2 separate regions of the Mus musculus genome follow, and region 1 is linked to region 2. The links are chromatin loops, found by intact Hi-C in ENCODE. Cell type or tissue: heart. All regions are shown on one strand.

Region 1 (8,000 bases), 150 kb before region 2:
AAACTGGTGTCTGATAATTAGAGTAACCAGCTCATTGGACAGTGAGGAATTTATAGGCAAATGGCCCTTTGCCTTCAGGAGAGCTCCCCACCTTTTATGTCTCTGGTTGGTTTTTGTTGTTATTGTTTGTTTTGTTTTGTTTTTTCCACATTTTCTCTCTGGCTAGTGGTGAGTTTTACAGAAGCAAACAGCCCCTCCTTAGCCAAGGCCCTGCTTCCAGTGCCGGGCCTGTGTGTGTGCTTCTATTACAGCCTGGGGCTCCACAAGGGTCGCTGTTTCCTAGTTCTCTCCTCTGACCTGGGACTGCTGCGGTCTGGCCAGACACCTGTCTCCAGGTGTCTCCTGGTTTGTGTTGGTTTAGAAAGGGAGCCTCCGCCTTTAATCCCAGCACTTGGGAGGCAGAGGCAGGCGGATTTCTGAGTTCGAGACCAGCCTGGTCTACAGAGTGAGTTCCAGGACAGCCAGGGCTACACAGAGAAACCCTGTCTCGAAAAAAACCAAAAAAAAAAAAAAAAAAGAAAGGGAGCCTCCGTGGGACCTTAGCCCCAGAGTTCATCTGTCATCGGATAGCTCCCGTCGTCCCAAAGGCCGGCTGAGAAAAGGGGAAAGCCCGTGAGTGGTAATATTGTGAGTGTTGATGGTAAATCTGTACTGTCAGCTGACATCACAGGCTCACAAAGCTGCATCTGGAAAGGCACAGGGTTAGAGACAATGCACATTGAGTTTGTAAGAATCGGGCACTGGGGGCCTCTGCTTGACCTCTGTTCCTGTATCCTTGACAGCTGTGTTATTGGCTATTCTGGGGATCGATGCCAGACTCGAGACCTACGATGGTGGGAACTGCGTCATGCTGGCTACGGGCAGAAGCATGACATCATGGTGGTGGCTGTCTGCATGGTGGCACTGGTCCTGCTGCTCGTCTTGGGGATGTGGGGGACTTACTACTACAGGTAACTCTTCTTTACCATGAAACTTGACAGCCTTTCTCTAAGCTCCCCCAGGAAATGCATACTTCCTTGGGATGAACTTGAGCAAAATACTGCATTTAAAAGGAGGAGTGAGCTCTTTTCACAAGCCTGGACTTGGCTGTACAAAAACATCAGTGTTCCTACTTTTCCTTTCCAGTCATTACACATGTGTAAGATCTGTGGTCCTCCGTTTTGGTGATGCTGAGGACTGAGCCCAGGACCTTGCACGTGTGCTGCATCCTCACATCAGATGTGCTTATCTCCCACAATGCACTACTGCAGTCCAGACTCTTCTTTTAGCATCGCATGCCCACATCAACCGGCATAACTATCATTTTTCATGGTTGCCTGCTGATAATTACCCACAATACCTACTTATTGCTAGAGAGAAATCATGATCTTCTCTAACTTGGAAAGAAATTCTGGTCATTGGGTTTTGTTTTCAGTAATTTAAAGTTAGGGGTTTTCAAACCGTGAGACGGTAGCGTACATTTTATGTAAAAGCACTACCTTAGCGTCGGGGAGCAGGCGTCTCAGGGCTCCTGTTCCTTTCCTTTAAAATGATGATGTCACACTGTCATCGGTCGAAACAGCTTAGGAAGTGTTATAATAGTCTGTGCTGTTAAAAACAAAAATCATGGAATCACAAGACTCCTGCTGAAGGGGCTTTATAAAACTGTCCAGTGGCCCACCTAGCTACCAGGTGTCAGCGTTCTGGTGCTATGGAAGGTACCTACTGCCATCACAAGGTAAATATCCAACCACATTTACCAAAGCTGAGCAAGCACTCAAGTTACAACTGTTTCATATCCTGCAAAGTTGAGCATAATCAGCCAGGTGCTCTCCCCAAAGACCCTGCTATATAGCACACTTAGCAGTAAACAGCATTGGCTCTGGAAGCAGCTTGTATAGCTCCGATCCAAGTTAGCACCTAAGCCCCCTGGCGCGCCTTCTCATCTGTGGGCATTGGTTTTCTTTGTTATGAGGTATGGGATGATAATGCTTCTTACAAGAGTTGTTGTGAGGCTGAGTTAGTGTGTGGAGTTTACCATAGGCCTGGTGTAGTGGGTATAACAAACACTGCTGTTGTTTTATATGAATAATAATCTTCCTAATAAGAGGCGTATATATTTAAAAACCTCCATCACTTCTGGGAGACAAGATCCCCAGGGAAACTCTTGAACTTCTAATTGGGTGGCCCATCACTGCACTTTTTAGCCTATTGTTTGGATTCTGTATATTCGTAAAAAGAACTTTAAGTCATCGGCGGCTTGTTCCCCTGGAAAGATAGATGTAAAAAACAAACAAAAGAAAACAACAACAAGAAAACAAGGAAACTCAAAAACCTTCCCCAGTCATAGTGGTGCTTGCCTTTAATCCCAGCACTCAGGAGCAGAGGCAGGAGGAATCTCTGTGAGGCCAGGCTGGTGTAGAGAGTGAGTTCCAGGATAACCAGAGCTGCGTATATACATATGCTCATATATATATATACACACACATACACACATACATATATACATATATAGTGAGGCCATATCTCAAAAGAAGGAAAGAGAAAGAAAATTTTAAGTTAGCACATGATATAATTATTTTTGGTTTTTTGATATATTAACACATAACTTAATGTTTTTCAGAAATTTGATTTTTTTTTTTTAAGACAAGTCTTTGTATGTAACCTGGACTAGCCTCAAACTCAAGGTTCTTTTGCCTCAGCCTCAGGGCTCTGATTTCATGGACACGCCAGTAAGCGTGCCTGAGCAGCGGTGGGTGGGGATTGACAGCCAGGGGTGGATGGATGGTGGGTTTCAGCTTCAGACTGCTGTAGCCCAATAGCAAAAATGATGAAGGGCCCACGTATAACTCAGTCGGTAAAGTGTTTGCCGTACAAGCCTAAGGGCCCAAGTTCAGCTCTCAGCACCTATGTATACAATGCAGTACAGTACAATACAGTGCAGTACAATACAATACACTACAATACAATACAGTACAGTACAGTGCAGTACAGTACAGTACAATACAATACAATGCAATACAATACAATAGAATACAATGCAGTACAATACAATACAATACAATGCAGTACAATACAATACAATGCAGTACAATACAATACAATGCAATACAATACAATGCAGTACAATACAATACAATGCAGTACAATACAATACAATGCAATACAATACAATGCAGTACAATACAATACAGTACAATACAATACAATACAATGCAATACAATACAATGCAGTACAATAGAATACAATGCAGTACAATACAATACAATGCAGTACAATACAATACAATGCAGTATAATACAATACAATACAATACAATGCAATGCAGTACAATACAATACAATACGGCAGGGCACACTGTGCACTTACATCTGTAACACTGGGGAGATAGAAACAGGGGGATCCCTGGGGCTTCGTGGCAAACACTGGGTTTACTGGAGACACTGTTTCAAAAAATAACACAACACGTAGAGCAATTGAGAAAGAGGTGCAAGGCTTTTCACCTGCATACAAGGGCACACTCCCATACAGGTGCGCACACACAAACCCATGTTCACACACACAACTGGTAAGGACTATTGCTTGACAAAAAGGCTTGTCAGAGCTCTTGTGATTGCAGTGCACCCAGAGTTACGTTAAGTCCCTCTGAGCATCCCTAGAGCTGTTTGCTTACCAGTACTGCCCCCTAGAGGCCTGGGGGTTTTCAGCTGTGTGCTTTGACTGACTGTACCATCTGTAGATCTAACTTGTCGACCGACACAGTTGCTCCGGGTTATCCCGGAGTGGGATGGGTGTTTTGTTTTTATTTTGAGCTTGACTCAGATTTTTTTGGCTTTATCTCAGGACTCGGAAGCAGCTATCAAACCCCCCAAAGAACCCTTGTGATGAGCCAAGCGGAAGTGTGAGCAGCAGCGGACCCAACAGCAGCAGCGGGGCAGCTGTGGCTTCTTGTCCCCAACCTTGGGTAGTGTTATCAGTACATGAGCTATGAATTGCTTGATAAGTATTCTTACTCATTGTCTTCTTCCTTCCTGATGTTCAGAGAAACTGAACTCTGTTCCAGCTGCCAACTGCTCTCAAAATGTCTTTTAGCCTTAGTGCCCAGCCAGTCTTCAACAAGTGTTTAACCTCTGGGCCTCTCATCTTCTTCTGTATAACTCTAAGATCCAGCTTCATAAACGCCATGTGATTTAGGACCCGGGCAGTGCTCAGTTCCTTGAGGTCTCATGACTTTGTGGATAGCTAAATTCCCTTCATGGCGCTTGACAGGCTATAGAGAATTAGATTGCACATTTAATTAATCTCATTTAAATCATAACAGGGGAGAAATGGTTTCTGCATGTGTGTCTCTTTTAAATAAAAAAAATTTAATTTTAAAAAAATCAAAATTCCATGCTGCAGTAGCAAGCAGCTTGTTGGCTCTGAACTTCATTCAGAAGCCAGGGCTGCTGAGCTGTGTGTCCCGTCCCCCCCAGCTGTCATAACTGCCGTCCACACCAACTGCCGCTGCACACGTCAGAGAGAGCTGGGGAGAACCCAGTTCCCAAACCCGGAGGAGAAGCAGCAAAAACAAATCTGCTCCTATCAGCTGCCGTCCACCGCAGCCAGAGCCCTGGAGCTTGGGCGCTTCTTTCTAGCAGAGAGGCACATGGTTGGAAGATTTGCAGTGTGCATCTTGGCTGGAGCTAGAAATAAGGAGCCTATGCCCTCACACAGCAGGCCGCTATATTGACTCTGCAATACGTCATTGCAGAAAGACCACTGAGGAGGAGGAGACTAAGGGTGACGAGTGTTGTGAAGAATGGAAAGGGAGAGAAAACAGCTCCTGAGAGTCACCCTCATCCCCAACATCACTGTCCCTATCCCCTGATTGACTCCACTCACTAAACCTCCCTACCCTTCCCTTGATGAGAAAGATAGGTACAGATTTTTTTTTTTTCTATGCTCTTTACTGTTGAGTTCTAGGTCCTCCCTGTGGAGGGCTCCTTTCTGAACTACACAGAAGTCCAAACCTTGGGGCAGTCCTTCACCCGGTCACTTACTGATAAGGAAAGACTTTGCCGGCCTGGGTCCTGTGCCCAGAGCATGGCCTACTTCTGTTCTTCCTCTTTCTGTTTGATTTCTTTTAATACCTAACCTGTCTGGCCTGAGTGCAGGCCAGTCGGCTCTGCTCAGCCTGCATTGCAAGTGTGCCGTGAGTCTGAACCATGCAAACAATGACAAAAATGGTTTGTTGAGTAAAGAGAAGTGCTGTTGTGCTTATCTGGGCCTCTCTCAGCACTCTGCCTTCTGAGCTGCCACCTATGAAAGAACAGCTTGGGGATCCCTGCAAGATAGTAGTTACCCATACTCACTAGCGGTCGTAATTACCTGGGACTTGATAGCATGCTTAAATGAATTATATATAGACACATACACACACATACACACAAACAGCGGTAGCCCAAACCCACATATATGGCCTGGCTGATGGGCAAGTACTGGTGATACCTAAGGACACTTGTATAATTTGCAGCAAAACAGGACCCTCTATGGATCCAAGATTCTTTTTTTTTTAAAGATTTATTTATTATTATATCTAAGTACACTGTACTAAGATCACGGACTACTCTTCCAAGGACTGGGGCTTGATTTCTTGCACCCATTTGCTGGCTTATAGCCAGCCATCTGTAACTCCAGTTCCAGGGGATCCAGTGCCCTCTTCTGGTCTCCATGGGCATCAGGCATACACACATACACAGATAGATATACATGCAGCCACAACACCTGTACACATACATGGTAAAACTGTAAAAAGGAAAATGTACGTTTAGCTGGAGACAGTTGACAAGGCGTTTCTTTCCAGCTTCACCTTCTGTGTGGGTGAGCTCGACTACGGTTGAAGGTTTATCAAGGTGGCTTCTAGATCACAGCAGTTATCCTCTGAACCCTTTGCTTTTCTGTTCTGCAGTTTGTGGTCCTAGAGAAACACCAAGACCCCAAGAATGGGAGTCTGCCTGCGGATGGTACGAATGGTGCAGTAGTAGATGCTGGCCTGTCTCCCTCCCTGCAGCTCGGTGAGTCGGTATTTTACCTTGATCAAAAGTGTTTTCCAGCCGGGTGGTGGTGCCAGTGCACACCTTTAAACCCAGCACTTGGGAGGCAGAGGCAGGTGGATTTCTGAGTTTGAGGCCAGCCTGGTCTACAGTGTGAGTTCCAGGACAGCCAGGGCTATACAGAGAAACCCTGTCTCAAGGAAAAAAAAAAAAAAAGTGTTTTCCACTGAGAAATGTCATCTAGTCACAAAAGGCCATTGGCCTTGTCTAAGCTGAGTGAGCCCTGGGAGGCACTGACACCACGAGAGAAACACATTTGATTGCATCTCCTCTTCTCTTAGCCCCTGAGCTGCTTAGGACTGCAGGCTATCCCTAGTGTTGGTTCTCAGTCGTTGCTTCGAGTGTAGCTCCCCCGGGGATGGAAATAGCTCTCCCCAAACAGGTTCCGTGGCCTGGAGGGAGTGTTCTTATTGATGAAAGTTGATCTGGCTTTGTTCTAGGGATTTCAGCATATTCTAGTCTTACCGGGAGCTAACCCTCAGCCAGGCTCTAGGCTGAGAAGTCCAGTCAGACCACTAAGGGACCATAGATCCGAGCCAAGTTCTCAAGCTCCCCTGGAGCGTACTCTGCGTCCTTTGCTGTGGTCCCTCTGCCAGGACTTGTACTGTGATCTGTCCCTTGGGTTTGGAGCTCAGATATCATTATCCTCCTTACAGCCCAGAGGGCAGCACTGAACATGCTTTGTGTCCTAAGCCATTGGGAAGGCAAAGGAAATCTTTGAGCCAATAAAAACAGGTTCCCTGCTAGTGCCAGGAGCCGGCTAAGTGTCAGTGCTACTTGTATTTCCTGATAGTTCCCATCACACACACCGCCATAATACCCTCTTCCGGTTTCCAGTAGGGAGAACCTGGGGTCTTACTACAGAAAACTCATTCTAAATTTCCATTTTGAACATGCTCTGTGCTGTAACCTAAAATACTATATTCAGAAAAAAATTATTGCATAATTTGAGCAAGACGAGTTTAATAAGGCTCATTAAGGGATTGACTGAAAACTGTAATAAATGTTTATGTATGGTGACTGTTGTCTGTATACTCTTAAAACTCAGATCTTCAATAGTTGCCGAGGTATTGTTGCCAGCACTATTAGAAGGTAAAGGGCTGTCTTGTAGTTACTACTTTTCCTTGAGCAGCCAACAACACAGGGTCCCTTTCAGAGAAAATATGCTTAGAAGAAACATGTGGTAAGATTTTGCAACTTAACCCAAAGCTCAAAGATTTGACAGAAATGTAGTTATACCAGAGGTGGGGGATTCACATTGTTAGGGCAGAATGGATTAGAGCAGCAGTTCTCAACCCCTTTGGAGGTCACATACACCTAAGACTGCTGGACAGTAGTAGTGAAGGTTCATAGCAGTAGCAAAATGACAGCTGTAAAGTAGCCATGGGAACAGTGCTATGGTTGTGGGCCAGCAGAGCTTTAGGAACTGTATGGACGGCTGCAGCATTGGGAAGGCTGAGAGCGCGGGGTTTGAACATTAACACTGTTATGCACTGAGCAGCAAATGAGTTGATCCACTCCTTAGCTTCCCATGTGAGTAGTCCGACCAGCCATCGTGTTCCCACCTCATAGGTATTTACAGAGAAAGCACACACGGAGCTTGGGTGGGAGGGAGAGTGAGGAAGGAGTTGAAGGTCAGCTTTGGCTCTGAACTGGTTCTCCTAGAAAGGCGTGGAAGAAGCCTGGCAGTGGTGGCGCACGCCTTTAATCCCAGCACTTAGGAGGCAGAGGCAGGTAGATTTCTGAGTGTGAGGCGAGCCTGGTCTGCAGCATGAGTTCCAGGACAGCCAGAGCTACACAGAGAAACCCTGTCGTGAAACACACACACACACACACACAAAAGGCATGGAATCATAGTAGTAGTGTTTGAGCACAGAGACATCGTCATGGACCCCAGCCAGCACCAGTGGGTGAGGGTTAGGGAA
Region 2 (8,000 bases):
CTGTCTTAAAAACAAGACAAAACCTTGAAGAGTAAAAATCACCCATGCTCAACCCAGAAATGTAGAGAAAAAGCGCGTGAAATGCAGACTTCAGCGCAGAGGATTTCTCGTGGCTTGTACTTGTGGTGTAAGAGTCACCAAATTCCTAGTCACTCTACCTCTTACACCCTGTGGCAAGGTGTTTTGAAAAGGCCTTGTTTATTTGTGAAAATGTACTACTGGAGAGGAAATACAAGAAGAGAGACCTTAAAAGAACTTATCTGAATAATATGCACACGTTACAGATCTGCACCTGCCTATACATACATAACATGGGCAAAGAAATGAAAGCCTGGCCAAAGATGGCTTCCTCAGGTTCCACAAGGTTGTCCTCATGAATCACGAGTAACTTTAAACTCTAATGTCCACCCGTGACACCTTTGCAATCAGCAATGGAAAGGCAGTCAGCGATTTTGAGAAACAAAACAAAACAAAACAAAAAAAACCCCACTGATATAACAAAAAGCCTTATGTAAAAAACAAACAAAACCACCAATAAACAGACAAACACACACACACCCATCCCCATATACTAACACAAACATATAGGCAGGTAACAAAATAACAAAGTATAATCTGCATTAAGCCAGCTTTCATCCTTGGGACCCTGAACAGGAAAGACAGGTGAATACTTGAGAGATACTTGGAAGTTCAGGTCAAATGTTCCCATATAGCTTTTTTTTTTTTAATCACTTCCTATATTACATTAAGAACCTTGATTTTCTTCTCCATGACACGGTCTTATCTCCCTTAACATACACGACACCGGTATCCTGAAGGTCACTGGAAGGGCTGTCAGTCCCTTAGACTCCCAGCCATGTTGCTAACATGAGGTCTGATTCTTCAAAATAAGTGACAGCTACACATGGAATTCAATAGGAACACAGTATTGTCTTGACAGCCAATCCCATCCCGGGTAACTTTAATAACCACCTGGTAAAACCCTAGCCTATCCTGTACCACACCACAGAGTCCATGGATTCCCAGCACATTCCTCAGGTGCACACAGCCAAGCTACATGGAAAAATTCTGCAGCAACTCAGAGCTGTTGTCCCCACAGGAAAAACAGCATAAATCTAGCCATTGGAAAATGTGCACAGCCAACACTGGTTTACAATGCTTTTTAAACTTCATACACAAGACTGTAGAGACACGATGTAGCTCTCTTTAAAGTCCATTTTCCCCCTTCAGTAAAAATAAATTTGTGTTGTCTCATAACCCTAGAATACAGAACACAAATATGGAAAAACAAAACAAAACAAAAAAAGCCTTCTAGAAATCACCACAGGAGGAGAGGAGAAAATCAGAAAAGTATACAAAGCACTCAAAGCTGCAAGAGTGGAGGATGCCAGGAGAGGGGGGAGGGTTTCAAGAGATTCTAGGCAAGCCCTTTGATGACGTCACCCCACATACATAATGCTACAGCAGTCAGCACAGGCCTCCTGCTTTCCTATTGGTGAATGCCGTGTCAGCCGACATCAGAACATAATCATCATTGGCCAGGCAATTACAACCGGAGCAACTAGCATCCAGTCTTAGCACAAACCTGGCAGGCAGGCAGGCAGGCAGGCAGGCAGGCGGCTCAAGGGGAGAAGGATTCCTTCTCAATGAATCCGCTGTCTCTTTTCCAGCCTTTCCGATGGCTGGGTGACCGTGCTTCCTCGCTAGCAGCATTTACCGATTGAGTCGGCTGTTAGTGAGCACAAGTGATGGCCAGCCAGGACATAAAAGAACAAAATGTCTATCTACATGGATGCTTTAATAGCATCCATTCACGGGCTTTCCAGTCTAAAACTGGAACTGGGACATGTTATTTGGAGCTAAAAGGCAGGCATTTTTCCCTACCTCATGTTAGAAACTGCACCGGATCATATTACCCAGGTGACTTTTAACTGGGCGGCAGTTACAAGAAAATCAATCACACAGGGTGATTTTCTAAGGGAATACATATTTACTACTTTGCACTGAAATTGTCATTGCAGTCTAGTCTCTTATGAAACCATTTGCTACAAAAATAAATGTCTACAATATTTCATTATCTAGGCCAGTGAGTATCAGGTTAAACAATGAAGGCAGCAATAAATGTCACGAGTTTGTTGTCTCAGCTTAGCCAGCTGAGTTTACACATAGGCTACTGGGAAACCTGGGGCCCCATTCCGTGAATGGATGCTGAGGTAACTAAGGTAAAGCGTTATAGGGCTGGTCTTACCAACTCCTTATTCCAAGTGCTCCTAAATGAGGCTAGTTCCTATATACAGACTACTGTAATGTAAGGACCCGTGCCTGGCTCCCCCAACCCCCACCTCGACCCCAGCGGTGGTCAGAGGCCCTGGCAACTCAGCTTACTAGAGATTTGTTACAATTAGCAACTTTGTTTAGACTAGGTCTAGCAGATTTTAAAGAACAGTTACAAATAGGTTCTCAAAAGACAGGGCACACAGGCTTCTATACTTGATTTCTTCCAGAAGCTATTTCAAACCATTCTAAGTGACAAGGACAGGTGAAGGTGAGACTTGATGGTTCTGGAGCCCCTCAACTCCCCTCGCAAGAGGGTATATATAAGCCTTTATGATGGGATTCCTGTCTAATGACATGAGAAGAGAACCTTCATTACGACCAAGACATTTTGGTTGCGGAGAGCGGGTGGGAAAGTTCTGAAATCAGGCTCCAAGAGAACTAGAATCGTGAAGTGAAAAGGGACAGTGGCTAAGATCAGCACGGACGAGATGTAATAAGCTTATCCACTGTAATAAGCTATCCAAAACTATAAAGCCAACGATCAAAAGACGGGAAGAACATCCATTCTACAGTGTGACTAGAACAGCGTTCAAAACGCAAGCCAAGCATGCTGAATCCAGACACGGATATGAGCAGGTTGTGTTGGCGGTCAAATGAGCGTTTTAATCGCTGGACCTTGTAAGCATCTGCCTTGTACAAAGTAAGATTTTGCAAAATGCTTTGCAAAATCAAGACCAGAAAAAAAAAAAAAAAAAGACCAGAAAAGGTTCATCACATCAGCCCACGATGTGCTAGGAGCCACCTTTAAAATAAGAAATAAGGAAAATAAGATAATGAAAATACATTGTCAGGAAGAACATAAGTACTGTTCAGGAGTTAATAGTGGCCAAAGAATAACAAGGGAAAAGAAATTCATGGATTTGGGATATTTTCAGTCCCACGAGGACCAAGGACCTGTCTAGTTCTGACAGAGTGAAAGTCACTTAACTGAGTGTCTGGAGAAAGAGGCGGGAAATGGTCCTGGGGTACCTTAGGAAAAGGGGGTGGGGTGGGGTGGGCAACAAACAGCATGCACTAGGGTGGTGCAGCAGCAGGGCAGACTGAGTGCCATGCGCCTGCAGAGGCTAGGAATGCCTGCTCCGGAATGACAGGCCCAACCGGGATGCAGCAAGCTAGAGACGCGAGCTGCGGGCTACTGGAGGAGGAAGGCAGGAAGGCAGGCTAGAGCCCTGCAAGGGACGGTGACAAATGGTCTCAGAGAAGATCGGAGCCCTAGGTTGGCAGGTTGAGCTCGGGTCACAGCCCCCCCTCCCCCCCAAGCCCCTAACGGGAGGAAGTGCACCGCTAGGACCCCCCGAACGCCAGCCCGAGGGGGCTGGGCTTCCTGCAGCGCTCGGGCCTCCCTATGGCCTCCCCCTTACGGGGCGATCCAGACTCCCCGGGGGTGTAATCGCGCTCGGGACCCAGGCCCGCGTCCTCGGTGTCCAGGAGCACGCCGGCGACCGCACCAGGCTGGCTCTGGGGCTCAGGGCCTCCAGGCAGCCGCCATGCCGCGGCCCGAACTCGCGCGCCCCGGAGTCTCGGCTCCGCCCGGCCGCCGCCGTAAACCGCCCAAGGGCCCAGCTCGCAAGCTGAAGGCCAAGGGTGGGCGCGCTCCCCGCGGGCGAGAAGGGGCGGGAGCAGCAAGCCCGGGATCGGGCTGGAGAAGGCGAACCCCCGGCGGCTGCCACCACCCGCTCCAGCCCGGGAGCGCCGGCGTCTCCGGTTTCCCATTGATGAATGGAGGGAGGGAAGGCAGGTCGCGAGCGCCCTCGCACGCGGCAGCGGAACCTCCCGGAGCCCGGAAGCCCCCCGAGGGCCGGCCGCGGCGCAGAGGGGGTGGGGTGGGGGTGGGGAGATCGAGGGGGCTCGCACTAAACCGGAGGGAAACATCTCCAACCACAGCACGGTCTACGGGAAGGAGGGAGCTCCCTTCTTAAAATACTGCAAGGTGACACCGGATCGCCTCCCACACGGGGATTTTTCAGAAGACTGACCGGAGGAACTCAGTAAACAAGATGTTTTCCCGGATTCGAAGTTCTGGGGAAAGACCTCCGAGACTGCCCTGGCAGGAGCCTTCCAGTACTTAAACTGCTGCTCCACGCGGAGAAGCGTGTCCAAAAGGCGTTTCCTTTACACAGAAACTTAATAATGGCGTGGCTCCACTTGCTCGGGTTCATTCATTTTTATTGCAGTTTTCATTGTCCCCTCCTCCCCGATGTCTTTATGAAACCGGAAAGTAATCTGAGTGGGGAAGGGGTCCTGGACCCTGGGCATCTACGGCTGGAGGCGGCAGTCAAGGGAGGGCAGTAAAGTGGAAGAACTACAAGGAGAAAGGAAGGACACGAGGGATGGGGAGAGGGAAAGGACCAGAGAGAGGCGGGCTGAAGAGGGTTAAAGGGAGCGGAGACCGGGTCCTCCCTCCACTGCCTTGCACGCTCCAGTTGCGGGAGGCCAAGCAGAACCCCCAAATCTAAGCGAAAGCAGGGAGACAACACAGGTGGGATAGCTGGATTGTAACATGCCTCTGTCTCCCGTATATTATTACAGGTACACATATTATATGTTCTATGTTATATAATCTACACAAAGATGCCCGCGTGGCCGCGGCTCACACAGAGCACCCCCCAAACCGCACGCTTCCATGCAGCTTCAGAGTCTCCTGCAGACATGAGACCCTGGAACTCCGCGATCTGCTGGCTACTGCCGGCAATCCATCCGTCGCTCCGCTCACGCTCAGACCAGGAATACCGACATTAATGCACTCCCGGGAATAGTATCTCGCGAAAGCATCACCTACCAGTTTTCCTGCATCCATTGGATGGCTTCGTTCTCGTTGAACTGCTTTTCGAATTCATATTCTTGTAAAGTCAACACTGACATGTTCATTGGGGCTGATCTTCGGAGTCGCTACGTGTTCTCTATACAAAATAAAAAAATCTGTAAAGAGCCTTTTATTTTGAGTGCTCTCCTGTCTGCTTCCCCCTCCCACCCCCCTAGGTATTGCCCCGCCGTCAGTCTCCTGGCCGATCTCTCTCCCAGCCTCTCAGCTACATCCAGGGTTGAGCATTGCCTGCGCCTCTGCTCCCAGCTCCTAGCTCAGGGGCTCTCCTCCCAGCGTCCGCATCCACCGTAGGAGGAAATGAATGCCTTGCGGTCTTAGTGCCCGCACGTTTGTCCATCACGCTTTTTACTCGTCTACAGGGAAATCTCCTCCCCCTCGTGCGATCGGGAAAATTAACCCTTTGCGCGAGAGGGCGCAGAAGAGCAAGACCTCCCATCGCCCTGGGGGATAGTTTTGTTTACAAGAAGGTGGTTGGTGGACTGGGGGAGGGGAGGGAAGGGCGCCAAGAGGGAGGAAGTGGCCTTGAGGTCATACTCAAGCCCATTCGCCACCTCTTGGGCCTCCCTGCCTGGCCTTTGAATGAAGTTTCAGAGTGAGAGGCGCAGCCCTGAGGCGCGTGGACCTGAAAGCTTGGCGAGTAAACAATTGGGAAATAGTAAAATCTGCCAGGTTCTCTGGCATGAGAACTCCAGGCAAATAAATGTGAGGATCACGTCTTGCGATCTAGTCTCCTCACTACCTCGATCCCGCAGCACCCTCTGAGACCACCTCCACCGGGCAGCTTGGGCGCGGATTTACCTTGACCTTAGGGCCAGGTAGCCTTCGGAACTAAGACCACGTGCAGACAGGATGCTGAGGATGAGGACCTGGGAAGTCAAGGTTGACTAGGAGGCAGAAGTTAGGTAGAGGGTTTGGCTACCAGGAGGGGATATTAATGAACAAAGGAAGGGAATTTGGCATACAGAATTAGGCCTACTGATCTAAATACCAAAACTTTATCTATCTGCTTTACTTTAGTTCTGCCTTATTCTTGTGAAATTAGGAAGAAAAGATTAATGTAGGAGAGGGATTTATGTAATGCTAATCCTCCCCCTGGGCTACCAGCTCACAGCAACCATTCCCAAATACTCCTTATTTTTCTGGAGGATGGTATTTTCTAGTCCTAAAAGGAAGAAGGAAGTAAGAGACAATAAGGTACCTAATAATATAATATTTAGATCCAACAAAAGATACTGATCAACACTTATTAGTTTGTTTGTTTGTTTTTTAAATGTTTGTGATTTTCAAGATTGGGTTTTTTTGTTTGTTTGGTTTGGGTTTTTTAGGTGCTTTTGGCTTTTCGAGACATGATTTTTCTGTGTAGCCCTTGTTGCCCTGGAACTGGCTCTGTAAACCAGGCTGGTCTCAGACTCAGAGATCTGCCTGCCTCTGCCTCACTCACAAGTTCTGGGACTAAGGTTCGGGCCACCACAGCCCAGCTAAGAACCTATTAGTTTAAAGATGTACATTAGGACCAGAGAGAAAATACCCTCTAAGATGTTCATTTCCTCACCTACCAGCCAACTAAAATGAGGCGAGGGCATTTCATGCAGTCAGATCATCTCAGGAAGACACTGGAGGCTGAGGCGGGAAGACTGGTGCTAGTAAAATTGCCAGAAATTTGAGGTGAGTCTGAATTTCACAGTGACATCCTTGCTTCCCCTGCCCCCCAAGTCTTAAAAGGGTGGGGTATGTCCTTAATTGGGGGGTGGGTATGTCCTTAATCCTAATACACTCTGGAGTCAGAAGCATGTGGATTTTTGTGAGTTTGAGATTAGCCTGGTCTAGTAACAAGATCCAGGTCAGCCAAGGAGATAGAATGACACCCTGGGTTTTTAATGTCATTTGTTTTTGTTTTTGTTTGGGTTTTTTATTTGTTTTTGTTTTTTGATTCTCTGTGTATCCCTGGCCATCCTGGAAATTGCACAGTAGAGCAATAGATCAATCAGTGTGGCCTCCAACTCATAGCTCTCCTTGCCCCTGCCTCCCTTGTGCTGGAATGAAAGAGGTATTGCCACCACATTGTGAAAATGGCTTGGCATGAGGACCTGAGTTCAGAGTCCCAGAACCTCTGAGGCTGAGACGGGGAACTCCTCCTGTGTATTTTCATTTTTGGAGACCAGGTATCTTTTATATCTTACGCTGGCTAGAAATGGCTCTGTGAGCCAGGTGGTGGTGCTGCGCGCCTTTAATCCCAGCACTCGGGAGGCAGAGGCAGGCGGATCTACATGAGTCTAAGGCTAGCCTGAAATAACAAACCTGAAATAGGAGCTTGGAGATGAGTAAGAGACCTTGTCTTTAAAATGAAGATGGAGACATCTCGAGAATGACACATTCCATTACAGCTCTGGCCTCCTCGTGCACCTGCTCACCTGCACAAGGAAGCAGCCCCCCCCCCCAACTCCTCCCCACACACTTCTTTAAAGGAAGGAAGTCTGCATTGTAACCCATGCCTATAATTCCAACATTTGGGAGGTAGAGGCAGGAGAATCAGGAGTTCAAGGTCATCTTTGGCTAAGTAACAAACTCCAAGCTATAATGGGCCACATGAGACCCTATCTATCCCTCCTTCCACCATCACCACCAACACACACACACACACACACACACACACACACACACACACACACACACACACACACATACATCCACACAGAATAGATAGATAAGTCAGAGTTAAAAGAAATCCTGTAGATTATTACATCAATCAGAGGTCTAGTTGGTGATTAAGACATTAATGTCCTCTGACACTCTCAAAGACTTAGTGTAAAGATTTCACTTATCTCTTCAGATATAGATT

The links. Peaks named below come from ENCODE experiments on the same cell type or tissue, not always from the same donor. Only the 100,000 strongest peaks of a DNase experiment are listed, where the experiment ranks them.
Region 1: a loop joins it to region 2, with 2.5 times the contacts of the local background. A loop is called at or near these places in 19 of 42 quality-filtered maps.

What each region holds. Positions count from the first base shown.
Region 1 is chr3:129,679,135-129,687,134 of GRCm38, reverse strand. It overlaps Egf (epidermal growth factor), which reads left to right. Exons shown (of 24, transcript NM_010113.4): 21 at 783-950; 22 at 3,824-3,944; 23 at 5,931-6,036. Among named protein-coding and RNA genes, the nearest start is that of 6330410L21Rik, 71 kb to the left of the region's middle. In heart, CTCF peaks have their summits at 3,668 (motif pointing left) and 6,726; DNase peaks (open chromatin) are centred at 4,494 and 6,644.
Region 2 is chr3:129,529,885-129,537,884 of GRCm38, reverse strand. Elovl6 (ELOVL family member 6, elongation of long chain fatty acids (yeast)) reads right to left here and starts at 5,499. Exons shown (of 5, transcript NM_130450.2): 1 at 5,390-5,499; 2 at 5,117-5,237. The coding sequence starts at 5,205. Gm35986 (predicted gene, 35986) reads left to right here and starts at 5,497. Exons shown (of 3, transcript NR_153368.1): 1 at 5,497-5,628; 2 at 6,721-6,826. In heart, a CTCF peak has its summit at 4,081; DNase peaks (open chromatin) are centred at 1,504, 3,984 and 5,524; H3K4me3 peaks cover 4,612 bases; H3K27ac peaks cover 5,459 bases.